Regions from separate parts of the Homo sapiens genome. Here regions 1 and 2 are each linked to region 3. Evidence: chromatin contacts called from ENCODE Hi-C or POLR2A ChIA-PET data. All regions are on one chromosome and are shown on one strand. The core of a region is the stretch at or near the end of the contact, and the rest is flanking DNA. Distances in the headings are between cores, read along the strand shown. Region 1 overlaps HADH (hydroxyacyl-CoA dehydrogenase). Region 2 overlaps LEF1 (lymphoid enhancer binding factor 1). Region 3 has its middle 190 kb from the start of RPL34-DT.

What was found. Hi-C counts contacts between places; a loop is a spot of excess contacts on that map. ChIA-PET counts read pairs that join two places held with the same protein, here RNA polymerase II (POLR2A). Pooled maps may share reads with other maps.
Region 1: a loop to region 3 is called in a pooled map, with 4 times the contacts of the local background. The contact joins two enhancer-like sites. A Hi-C loop is called at or near these places in 1 of 168 maps with a recorded cell type or tissue (naive thymus-derived CD4-positive, alpha-beta T cell) and 9 of 50 pooled maps. POLR2A ChIA-PET finds 5 or more read pairs at or near these places in 3 of 52 experiments (IMR-90, activated CD4-positive, alpha-beta T cell and activated T-cell).
Region 2: a pooled map shows a loop between it and region 3 (5-fold over the local background). The contact joins two enhancer-like sites. A Hi-C loop is called at or near these places in 1 of 168 maps with a recorded cell type or tissue (naive thymus-derived CD4-positive, alpha-beta T cell) and 9 of 50 pooled maps. POLR2A ChIA-PET finds 5 or more read pairs at or near these places in 3 of 52 experiments (CD4-positive, alpha-beta memory T cell, activated naive CD4-positive, alpha-beta T cell and naive thymus-derived CD8-positive, alpha-beta T cell).

The regions. Positions count from the first base shown.
Region 1 is chr4:108,027,367-108,031,365 of GRCh38, reverse strand. HADH (hydroxyacyl-CoA dehydrogenase) reads right to left here. Exons shown (of 8, transcript NM_005327.7): 6 at 3,606-3,678. Among named protein-coding and RNA genes, the nearest start is that of HADH, 39 kb to the right of the region's middle. Within about 2 kb of position 1,870, at least 2 of the 41 ENCODE cell types and tissues checked have a DNase peak (open chromatin) inside an H3K27ac peak, as active enhancers do.
Region 2 is chr4:108,104,921-108,108,922 of GRCh38, reverse strand. The region is part of intron 3 of LEF1 (lymphoid enhancer binding factor 1); the gene reads left to right. Among named protein-coding and RNA genes, the nearest start is that of LEF1-AS1, 61 kb to the left of the region's middle. Within about 2 kb of position 1,627, at least 2 of the 41 ENCODE cell types and tissues checked have a DNase peak (open chromatin) inside an H3K27ac peak, as active enhancers do.
Region 3 is chr4:108,432,234-108,436,401 of GRCh38, reverse strand. No RefSeq gene overlaps it. Among named protein-coding and RNA genes, the nearest start is that of RPL34-DT, 190 kb to the left of the region's middle. Within about 2 kb of position 2,506, at least 2 of the 41 ENCODE cell types and tissues checked have a DNase peak (open chromatin) inside an H3K27ac peak, as active enhancers do.

The DNA.
Region 1 (3,999 bases), core at 621-3,120, 400 kb after region 3:
GGTGCTGCCCTCAGACAGCTTCGGAGCTCAGTCTCTCACTTCCTCCAGGCCTCTGCTCAGGTGTCATACTTCTGACAGCCTCTTCTCCTCCCTGCATATATAAAAAAAGCAACTCCCTGCACTAAAGAAAAGGCCAGGACACTAGGACAAGACTCTTGCCACCCCTTACTATCTTCTTCTCCACAATTACTCATCACAACCTAACATGCTTATGTACTGGTTCATTTGTTACTGGCAGTCTCCCTGGGACAGAAATCTGACAGCATAATGGTTGCAACTCAGCTAAAGCCATTTAATGAAATCTATATTCAAGGACAGGACAATTAACCCTAGAAGCAACGCTGTAATTCCATATTCAGAGACTCACTTGAGGACTGTTTTATTTCAAGAAATAATATGAAGATACAGCACATGATAGAAAAATATCTAAATAACTCTACAAAGTCAGCCCAACTCTAAAGATCGTGTTCTCAATAATGCAGAGCAAAAGAGGCAAACTTTCAGAAACAGAGAAACAAAATACAGAGATTGGTGTGCCAAGTGACAGTTAGATGTGGAATCATGTTTTAAACTAATAATTCTTAAACTTCTTTAGAATCAAGTACTTCTGACAATCAGACACCCTTTCCATAAAAAATGCACATATAACCCAAATTCTGCGTCAACTTTAGGAGGTTCATTGGACACCCTCTCCTACCTCCCTCCAGTTAAGAGCCCCTAACTCCAGACAAGACAGCAAAGGAAAGCTTCCTCAGTGAACTCCAGATCAGCACAGCTGAGGGGCTGGGACTTGCCCAACATCTGCTTCTTTGTCTGGCTCAGCAGCACCACCTGCCAACCATTCTTAGCATGAACAACAGAGGCACTTAGCAACAACTCAGAAACAGCATTTTTACTCATCAGCAGCTGCCTATGTGCCCGCCCTACACAGCACCTTGGGACATATGAAGATGAGGAGGAGCCAGAGTGCCCCAGAAAAGAGAGTATAGTAAGGGAAAGAAAACACCTGCCATGCCACAGGGAAGACAGTGACAAGTGACCCAAGGGAGAGCCAAAGCAAGAAGAGTTGTGATGACAGAGATGATGTCCAGCTGGGAGCTCTGCAGACACTCAGGTGGGGCAACGTGGGAATGGCAGGAGTAGTTGGCGGTGATAACAGCAGGGGCAGAGGTTGGCCAGAAGGAAGGCTCTCTGGCAGAGCTTGTAGATGGCAGGAAACCAGAGAACCACTGAGCCTGTCTTGAGCAGGGGCGACAATGTGAGCAAGATGTCACATGGTGACTGGGGGGCAGGCTCATGGTGCTCCCAGGCCTGTTGCCAGCAGAGCCCTCCTGAGAAGAGCTGACCATTTGGCCCCACCATCCTGCCCACACTGGCCATTAGGAGTGGGTGCCTGGCAAGGGCAGCAGTCCACTGTCAGACACAGCCTATCCAGCCTCTGTCCCTCTGACTCACAGGAGTGACAGTGACTGGGGCATGCATCAGGCCTCAGTCACAGTGTGAACGAACAAGAGCAATAGGAAGAGTGAGGACGGAGCTGGGATACTGGGAAAGAAGGCCCAACATGGAAGCCAAAATGAGTGGACAAACAGCAGAGCAAAAGGGCGTGAGCCTCCACGAGATCCCATGGGGACTGGCAAGAAGTGTTAGTGGCAGAGGCCCGGTCATCCAGGAGGCCTGACCTACAACAGCACACACATCCTTCCAGAGAGCCTGCACCACTCAAGGCAGCATTGGCCAAACCATGTGCCTGGAACCCCAGGTGTATCAACAGTGGGGTACAGAAAATTTCTCCTTGCATGAGTTCAGAAACAGTCACAGAGCTCCTGCCGAGGCTGTGCAGGGGGTGTGTGGGCAGATGCAGTAGGCGGTGTCTCAACTTCCTGGACAATATGATACTTTCTCAGTAAGTGCAGTAGCGGGGACCAGTCAGGAAAAGACATGAGTAGCGTGAATTACTCTGCTACCTAAGGAACCTCATGAAGGCAGCCTGACTGGGATGGGGAAAAGGTGGGATGAAGAGGTGGAACAGGCATGACAGGAAGGAATCAAAAGTGATGAACAGATGTGGCAGACGAGAAGGAGCCTCCAGATGCTTGAAGCTTCAAGGTGGAACTGTATGAACGGAGATGGCACGGTGGGCATGCTCTGAGCACTCCTCTGTGTTGGCTGAGAGGAGGGAGCAGGTGGTGGGCGGGGGGACATGGTAAGAGGCCTAGGGTGTGACTGTAGTGTGCAGTAGGGAAGCAGCACCCACCCCAGGCAGGACACCCAGCAACTTCAGAAGCAGATTCTGAGAAGGTGGTGGAAAAAGAAGCAGAGGGACCAGCAATGATAGGCTGTTGAAGCCCATGCCCAGAGCAAGCTAAGAGCATGTCCTGAGGCCAGGTCCTGCTCTTCCAGCTTCAGCCCACAGGCGGCCAGGGATGGTGAGGGCTAAAGGGCATGCACCTATGCAGAAAGGGACCACAGACAAGAAGAGGGCTTTCAACTTACCATCTGATACTTGGTGCATTGGAGAATGCATCAAATGGACAGTGAGGAAAACACCATTAAAAGGTGGATCTCTCACATGCTACATTCTAAAACATTACATTTTGTTAAAAAAAAAAAAAAGACATACAACTGCCTTTCAAGGTAGGGTAAAATGCTCTGTGCTTTCTTTGAGGTGTAATTAGGCATATTTGTTGATAGATAAACCAGAACTGTTGGTTTGATCTTGGAGCAAAAGTGAGGCAATTGCTTCCATAAACCATAGAGAAAAGTTTTAATATTTAAAGCAGATTTTGAGGAAGCAAATGTGCTTTCATCTCTCTGGAAGAGCTGGTGTAAATGTTTTGTTTAAAAAATGACACTCTCAGGAGTGAGCATTTATGAATGAAGTAATTGAAAACAATTACACTTGCTTTTTATCCAGTCCTATTAAGGCTTGTTTGCCTTTGAAGCAGACATGAGAGCTACCTTTCCAGAAACCAGGGAGGGAAAGCAGGCAGGAGAATGCAGATCAATTTAGAGGCCTGGACCCTGTCCCAAATCTGATATTTCTACAGCAGAGAAAAGCATTCTTTGTCAATCAAGTACTGAGGAAAACTGTTTACACCATTCTTAAGGTTACAAAAAGTACATCATGACATCACTCAGTAAGGACAGACTACTAAAAACTGTCCTTACCACATATCGGCCTTGTCACATATTTCTAATCACCTGTCAGTCACAAGTTTTAGAACCTTAAGGAACTTTCAAGATCTCCTAGCCTAGTGATTTTTACATTATGATTATTTTTAAAAGCAGTAAACCTTTTAATCAAAAGCAGAGATCCAGGATATCAATCTGGGCCGGCCATGCAATTGCTCTGGCTGGGACTGTAGTGGGGGTGGTGGGAGTTCCAGAAACCTTTCTCAGAGGCCCACAGGGAAGCCAGGAGGCCCTGGGAAAACAGTGAAAAAGGTACCAGGGCTCAGGGTGCAGCTGAGCTCACAAAGCTAGAAAACAGACACTGCTTCCTCCATTGTGCACGGCCCGACCCCTCCTAGAGACACTGAGAATTCCAGACAGTGGCGCCAGGAGCTGAGGTCTGCTGCTCCTGGCCTGGGTCAGAAGGATACCTCGTTCATACAGCCTGATTGCTTCCATGAGGTATGGAACCAGGAGGCGGTTCACAATAAACCCAGGAGTGTCCTGTTTTGGGAGACAGAAAAACAAAAAACTAGTAAATTTTCATTAAATGGTATCTTTTGTGAAGTCACCAAATTGCCCCTTCTTACCCTGGATCATGTTTGCCCCCATTTATCAAGCTGTACATTTTCAAAATTTGCAGCATGGCCTTATTTCTATCTCATATGACAATTTATCCAACAATCATAGTACTTAAAAAAACATTCAAACCCAGATGCCCCACTGCACAGATCCTGACATAAAGACAGATCAAGGCACAGGTGTGACCTGGAAGAGCATGGCTTTGGGAGAGACAGATTTGGGTTCAATCTTGAATACTCTCTT
Region 2 (4,002 bases), core at 378-2,877, 330 kb after region 3:
CAAAATGAAATACACACATAAGTCAACTCTATTTGTACGATCTTCAGTCCAGATCTTTTTAATGTAATTAAGAGGGTAAGAGTATGAAGGAGGAGAGAGAAACTTGCAGCTCAACAGGAAGAGCTCGTTTGCTTGTTTTCTGTTTATTTTTTATCCTAATATTTAACTGCTAATCCTAACGCAGTGCATGTGTATCTTATAAATAAAGAAACTGAGAAGTTAGTGATTTGTATTGGTTTCTTGAGTGATCCTGTTTACCACATGGAAAAGTCTGGTGAGATGAACAAGTGGGACTGCAGCACTTGCATGTTTCTCCTGACAGTGTGGCTGCTCTTATTTTGATGGAAGTATCCCCAGTTCCAAGACCACTGGACATCTCCCACATTTTAATATAATTTATTTTATACATACAGAAGGAGAACAGCATCTTTATGTCATGCTTTAGGTTGGATAGGAAAAATCAAGTCCAGAAAAATATTATTAGCGCTGCATCTCTTAACCAGGTCAGGTTGCAAGGAGAAAGGGTATACTACGAGTGAGTCAAATCTAGAAGAAGCTGAAAGTAAGAAAGAGGTGCTATGACAAACTGATTGCAGATAAGATGATGATAATCTAAGACCTTTTTTTATTACCAGCACAATGTTAGGCTTGTTACAAAACAGTCATCTCTTGCAAAGCACCTGAAGGTTGATGTGGAAAGTCTGAGCAACTGGAAAGGAAACCTCAAAGTCGAAGCACACTGTTAAAAGCTGTGTATCAAGGTTGAGGTCCTTTGTAACTATACACTTTCCAGAGTGATTGAATAGATGGTTGGGTCTCATCGAAACTTGCATCTCTCTCTTGAATTAAAGCGAAGACCAGCCTCACTTTGTAGCTTGCTTTGCTTTTCCCTGTCCCTGCCCAGGAGACCTGTCCCTTTCTAGCCCGCTTTAGCACTGTGGATGTCTGACTCTGAATTGAATTGTGAGAGCTGTGCTTTCTGGGGATCTCCTAGCTGTAAGCATCTAGAAGATCAGTATAAGCATCTTCATGTGGTAATTGTCCTTTTGAGTTATGTGCCTGTAGTAGGTTTTCTGTCTGTTGTTCTTTCTCTTATCAGTAACGGGGAAAATGGCAGTGAGAAGCAGCATGTTGGGGGGCGGGGGTGAAGAGTGAAATTGGACTGTTAGACTCCATGATAGTCAAAGGACATAACATCCTATTTTACTGTCCTTCAGAAGAGCTAAAATGTTCTCAGAGAGTGACAAAAAGATGATAGTTACTTCCTTGACAGCAACATAGGGAGAAACTTTATGAAAAGCTAGAAAATTTATATGCATCTGACTTCAGTGACTATCCAAAATAAATTTCAAAGTATACAATTTTTTTTTTTACAAGACAGCTCAAGTAGCACCACCATTTCCCTTTAAAAAAAATAAAATAAGCCTTTTCCCTGATTGTAAGGATTATGCACAATATTCTAGATAAAAATTTTGGAAAGCATAAGAGACGAAAATTACCTATAGTCTCACAAGTTAATATTGTGGTTTACATTTCAGTGCATATACTTCTGGTCTTTTTTTCTCTTTGTAGACTTTCTACGAAATTTCATATTTTTCCCAGAAGTCAGGCTGCTAGATCTGTGTGATCTTTACCAAAAAAAGAAAAAAAAAAAAACACCTTTCTCTGTCTCTCTGCTTATAAATTCTATCAAGTTTGCCTGCAAAGGTCATTGACCTCAGCTCTTCTTCCGAGGCATGGGTCCATATATTCGTGCAGAATAAAACCAATAAAAGTCATAATGAGGGGCAGAGAGAGTGGATTGTTTAAAGGCTCACTCCTTTCGAGCAAGATCAATGAGTCTTTTTATCTTAAGAGGCATGTGAGATGTGGGGTTTTTTTGTATTTTCCAATCATGCACAAGTGACCAGCCAGCTGTTGGACTCTGGGTGACAATGCTTGTATCTGACCTGCTGTCTGATTTTTTCTCATTCTTCTGTCACTACCCATTTTTCAACCTGTGTCCGCCTCCATGCAGATGGGTTTCCTCTCTCTGTGCACTCACAGAAGTAGAAAAGGAATGTAAATATGTGTAAACTCCCCTTCATTGGTGAGTGTTTTTAGATGACCATGTAATGTCACTTTTTCTTGCATATTTTTGACCAACTTGACTGGGTTTTGGAAAAATAATTTGTATTTCTCCCACTGATCTTTGCAACTCATCCAGGATAGGTAGTCTTCTGGAGCTATGGGATGGCTCGGAACCAGAAGTTGAGCTTTAGAGTCTAGTGCTGGCTCTACCACTTTGCAGCCCGATGACCTCATACAAGTCACTTTATAACTTGTGTTGCATGAAACGACAACAAAAGTACCCTAATGTGTGTACATCAGTGCACCATATTGTCGCTGGCTTGCTTCCACTGGACACTGAAAATGAAGCCCATCATCTTTCCTCATCCTGCCTGCCTGCCCCATCCTAGTCCGTAAAGGCAGCCTCAATCTTGAAAACCTGGAAGCCTCTTTCTCCTGGCCTTTCCCCTTCACCCGGCACACCCAGGCTGTTACTGTCTTCTTCCCTTCCTTATTACCTCCTGCCTGGAGTTTCATCTCCTAATGGCTGGTTTTGTTCTTAACATTACACATTATAGGTGTTTGCATATATGTCTTACCTCCTTGAGTAGATACTAAGTTTCTTGGGAATAGTGATGAGATTTTACTTATCTTTGTCTCCTTGTCATGCTTCCTTGGGATAGCACCTTAACATGGTAGGCATTTATTTACTTAAGTACTTTTTGAGTTGGATAGGTGAAATTGACTGATCAGACCGTTGATCTCCCTGAGCCATATCTGGGCTCACCTCTGAGCATTTGTGACTGGGTCTGGTAGTAGCTTTGTATCCCAGGTGGGGCACTGGATTCGGGGTGGCAACATTTGGAGCCCGACTGCAGACCCAGCTGCCTGACTTGTCTGAATATCACTTTCGTCATTGACTGACTGAGGGTGGTTAGAATTTATTGAACGCTTAGGCTCCTTCAGCTCTGGAATTCTACATTAATAAACTGCTTTGCACTTGATTACTTTGAAGTGGAAGTTTCCCCCCTTTCTTTATAAGGTAAATGAATATTTCATCTCAAGCCCAGGAGTCACTTTGCACATATCCTGTGATGGGAGGCTAATGAAAGCTTTGATAGAGACCTTAAATTGGGAGAGATGGGATCATATCCATTGCTCTATCATAAGAATTTCACCAGGTCTATAGAGAAACGAGATAGAAGACTTAAAATTTTCATTCATAGCTGTACAACTCATGATTTGAAACATTATTAAAATTAATTTTGAAAACACTTGGGAAAATGGAGATGTTTGAGGTAAAAACAATTTTTGAAATTCAAAGAGTGGCTTTTAACCTTTTCATTAGAACCCTAGTAGTCTTCTTAAGGAGTGGATATTAAAAGCGGGTTCAGGCTGGGCGTGGAGGCTCACACCTGTAATCCCATCACTTTGAGAGGCTGAGGCGGGCAGATCACCTGCTGTCAGGAGTTCGAGACCAGCCTGGCCAACATAGTGAAACTCCGTCTCTACTAAAAATACAAAAATTAGCCGGGTGTGGTGGCACACGTCTGTAGTCCCAGCTACTCAGGAGGCTGAGGCAGGAGAATTGCTGGAACCCGGGAGGCAGAGGTTGTGGTGAGCCAAGATTGTGCCACTGCACTCCAGCCTGGGCAACAGAGCAAGACTCCATCTCAAAAAAAAAAAAAAAAAGTGGATTCTTCATGCAATTTTAAGTTTAAAAAAAGCAGTGTTTTTAAATGTAGGAAAAACGTAAACCCATAGTATTAAGCTCTGAGGGTTAAATATGTATCGTTTCCAGGTTATTGATGAAGACTAACTGGGCCTGATGACAGAGACTTTTGCTCATGCCTGTGATTTTAGAGTCTGCACGTTCTCTTCAGCTCCCGTGTCACATGCCTATCTCTCACCTGGCAGCTGAGAACAAGCCTAGAAGACAGTGCGGACTCCCAG
Region 3 (4,168 bases), core at 1,257-3,756:
CAAAAGAAACTACCATCAGAGTGAACAGGCAACCCACAAAATGGGAGAAAATTTTCACAACCTACTCATCTGACAAAGGGCTAATATCCAGAATCTACAAAGAACTCAAACAAATTTACAAGAAAAAAACGAACAACCCCATGAACAAATGGGCGAAGGATATGAACAGACACTTCTCAAAAGAAGACATTTATGCAGCCAAAAGACACATGAAAAAATGCTCATCATCACTGGCCATCAGAGAAATGCAAATCAAAACCACAATGAGATACCATCTCACACCAGTTAGAATGGTGATCATTAAAAAGTCAGGAAACAACAGGTGCTGGAGAGGATGTGGAGAAATAGGAACACTTTTACACTGTTGGTGGGACTGTAAACTAGTTCAACCATTGTGGAAGTCAGTGTGGCGATTCCTCAGGGATCTAGAACTAGAAATACCATTTGACCCAGCCATCCCATTACGGGGTATATACCCAAAGGATTATAAATCATGCTGCTATAAAGACACATGCACACGTATGTTTATTGCGGCACTATTCACAATAGCAAAGACTTGGAACCAACCCAAATGTCTAACAATGATAGACTGGATTAAGAAAATGTGGCACATATACACCATGGAATACTATGCAGCCATAAAAAAGGATGAGTTCATGTCCTCTGTAGGGACATGGATGAAATTGGAAATCATCATTCTCAGTAAACTATTGCAAGGACAAAAAAACCAAACACCGTATGTTCTCACTCATAGGTGGGAATTGAACAATGAGAACACATGGACACAGGAAGGGGAACATCACACACCGGGGCCTGTTGTGGGGTGGGGGGACGGGGGAGGGATGGCATTAGGAGATATATCTAATGTTAAATGATGAGTTAATGGGTGCAGCCCACCAACATGGCACATGTATACATATGTAACAAACCTGCACGTTGTGCACATGTACCCTAAAACTTAAAGTATAATTAAAAAAGAAAATTACCAGGGATTCATATCTAATCTCCAATGAAATATTGAAAAGTTAAGTTATTAAAATTGCCTTTAAGGCTTTGATGATAACCAGCATTTGCCTAATATCTTTCATCTGTGAGTTTTCAAAATATTGTAAAATTAGTATGAGTAACTCAATTTTACATATGGGAAAGCTGAGGGACAGGGTGGAATAAAAACTTGCCCAAGTTTATACAGAGAAGCAAGAATGGAACCTAGCTTATGATCTTCCTGTAAATCACAGAACCATGGTGTTCTGAAATGAAAGGGTCTGGATGATTATCTGGTTCTACCCTCTGAGTGTAGAGGCTGCGGTGCAGGAGGGTCTAATGACTGGTCCAAGGTCACAAAGCTAGTTAGTAAGTGAGCTGCAGTAACAATCATGCTCCGTGAATCCCACTGCTGGGTTTTCTTCCCTTGTTCATATGGCCTGAATATACAGTATCCCTTGGTATTGGTAGGGGATTGGTTCCAGGACCTCCTGCCAATACTCAGAACTGCAGATGCTCAAGTACCTCATATAAAATGGCATAGTATTTGCACATACCTCCTCCTGCATACTTTAAATCATCTCTAGATTACTTATAATACCTAATACAACACAAATGTTCCATAAATAGTTGTTATACTGTATTGTTTTTTATTTCTATTACTTTTTATTGGTGTATTGTTAATTTTTATTGCTTTTATTCCCCCAAATATTTTCAATCCACAGTTGGTTGAATCCAGATGCAGATCCAGGGACTGGGAGGGCTGATGGAGGGCTGACTGTGTTTCTGCTCAGGCAGATGTGAAGTGAGCCCTAAAAGAACTTCCCACTGGCCAAGGTACTTTCTAACTGCAGAATCATGCTTCTTCCCATATTCCCCCAAGGGATAATTGGCTCTAAGAGGGCTGACTATCCATCCTTCCTCTGAGGCTTGAAGACCCAGTATGAGATCCAGGTTGAGGATAAGGAAGGGTGGCTTAAGGAAGTCCACCCAGCAGTCCTTGTTTCAACTGGACAGTGGCATCTCCCAGACTCTTCAACTGCATCTGCTGCTGCAGAGGCTGCCAGTCATCAAACTGGAGGTCTGGTAGTTGCTAAAATGGCCTGGCAGAATTTGGTGGCTACTGACTGGACTTATTGGTTCCATTGAAGTGTCTTAATGGTGCCTTCTTCAACTTGAAAATGCTTGTGATTCTTCCTCCTACAGGCCACCCCTAAGCAAAGAACAACCTCCTATTTTTCGTTTAAGTATTATTTTGGCAACCACAAGAGATGGCAACCCTGCTGCAGTTGAAAATGTGCTCCACATCAAAGCCACACTTTCTTTTCAGCAGACTCACAAAGCTTTTTATTTCCAGCCCTCCTGAATACTCCACACGCCACCAATGTTTACATTTTTGTCCAGCCTACGCGTCTTTTCCTGCTTAAGAACCATATGCCCTATCACTTTAGTCATGTGGCTAACACACCCTGCTTCCTTCCTTTTCCTCCGGCTTTTCTGGCCTCTGACTCAGTTACACCCATCCTGGCAGGTAGAGAACTTTTTTTTAACGTATCAATTCTTGCCAGTGCCCTCTGATGTGGTTCTCTTGTGCAGCATAGAAAAGTTCCAAGAGTCCCCAGTGTTCCTCACTACTGATCCCTTCATACTAAGTATTTCACTAAATGTTCTCTGATGGTGACCACTGTAGAGTTTGTTTCATCTGAAGTCTGCTTGTACTGTTCTTATCCTTAGTAAACAGGAGGCAGTAAGAAGTGTTGTTTGGGTTTGCAAGAAAGGTACAAATTTAATGAGGCTGCAATCTGTATCTTGCCTCAAAAATGAAAATAGAAACCCCATTCTACCCAATTACATTAGGTGGAAAAAATGCAACAGTCATATTGGGAGCAGTAAAGCCAACACTGCATGTTCTCACTCATAGGTGGGAATTGAACAATGAGAACACATGGACACAGGATGGGGAACATCACACACCGGGGCCTGTTGTGGGGTGGGGGGAGGGAGGAGGGATAGCATTAGGAGATATACCTAATGTAAATGATGAGTTAATGGTTGCAGCACACCAACATGTCACATGTACACATATGTAACAAACCTGCACGTTGTGCACATGTACCCTAGAACTTAAAATATAATGAAAAATATATATATATAAAAATTAAAAAAAATTAAAAAAAGAGACTTATTCTCGAATCCTGTTAAAGAAAGCGGAAGTGAATTTTCCAGAGAACTCCCCATTCTTTCATAGTGCAACTCCTTAAAACATCAAGTCAAGCCATCTTCTTAGGTTGTGGCTGGACTTTGTAATTAAGTCATTCAACAAAATATTTATTGACTCACTACCAGGTTTGGGGAACTGTGCTAGGTTCTGGAGATAGAGGAGTGAGCAAAACACATGCAATGCCTGCCACCATGGAGATTACAGTCTAGTAGAAGACTATGCATTGGCTGCCTACCTTGCTCAACTAGGTCAAGTCAGTCAGTTGACATGTTAAAAAGTTAAATATCCATGGAATACAGGGTATTATATAAGGATATAGATGATTTGGTGTTGAGATCTTTAGTAATAAGTCCTGCTAAATCTGGAAGCTGCAATAAAGTCCGGCTTAGGGTCAGCAGCCTCCCCAGCAGCAGGCCCCACTGCGCACTAGGGCAGAGACAGTAGCCAAGTCAGCCTTTTGGGTGCTCTCTAGGCACAGCATGGGCTAGAGGACACTTTTCACCTACTTACACGGCATGGAACATTCCAAGAGGGCCCACACTCTGTGCTATGTACATAGTCTCATTGAATACTCATAATTACCCTGGAAGTAGGTTTTGTTGTTTCTGCTTTATGGAGAAACTGAAAGTCAGGAAGGAAAGTGACTTGTTCAAGATCAATAGCTAATGTCAGGTCTGAGCTCAGATCTGTTGACTCCAAAGTTCTTGCTTTCAGGGGATGATCACACACTCTTAAACCAGAGAAATTAAGATCTGCAATGTAATATCTTAAAACTGAAAACCTGCCAAAGTCATCATTTGTGTAATAGAGAAGATATACTTTCAGAAAGAAGCTGTTTGACGGTTAGATCCATAAGGATGGGGTTCAGTAGTAAAATATTTTCCCTCCACCTCACCTTTTCTTTTCTTATCTCAGAGCTTTTAACTACAGAAGTACCCTTTGATTTTACACACACACACACCA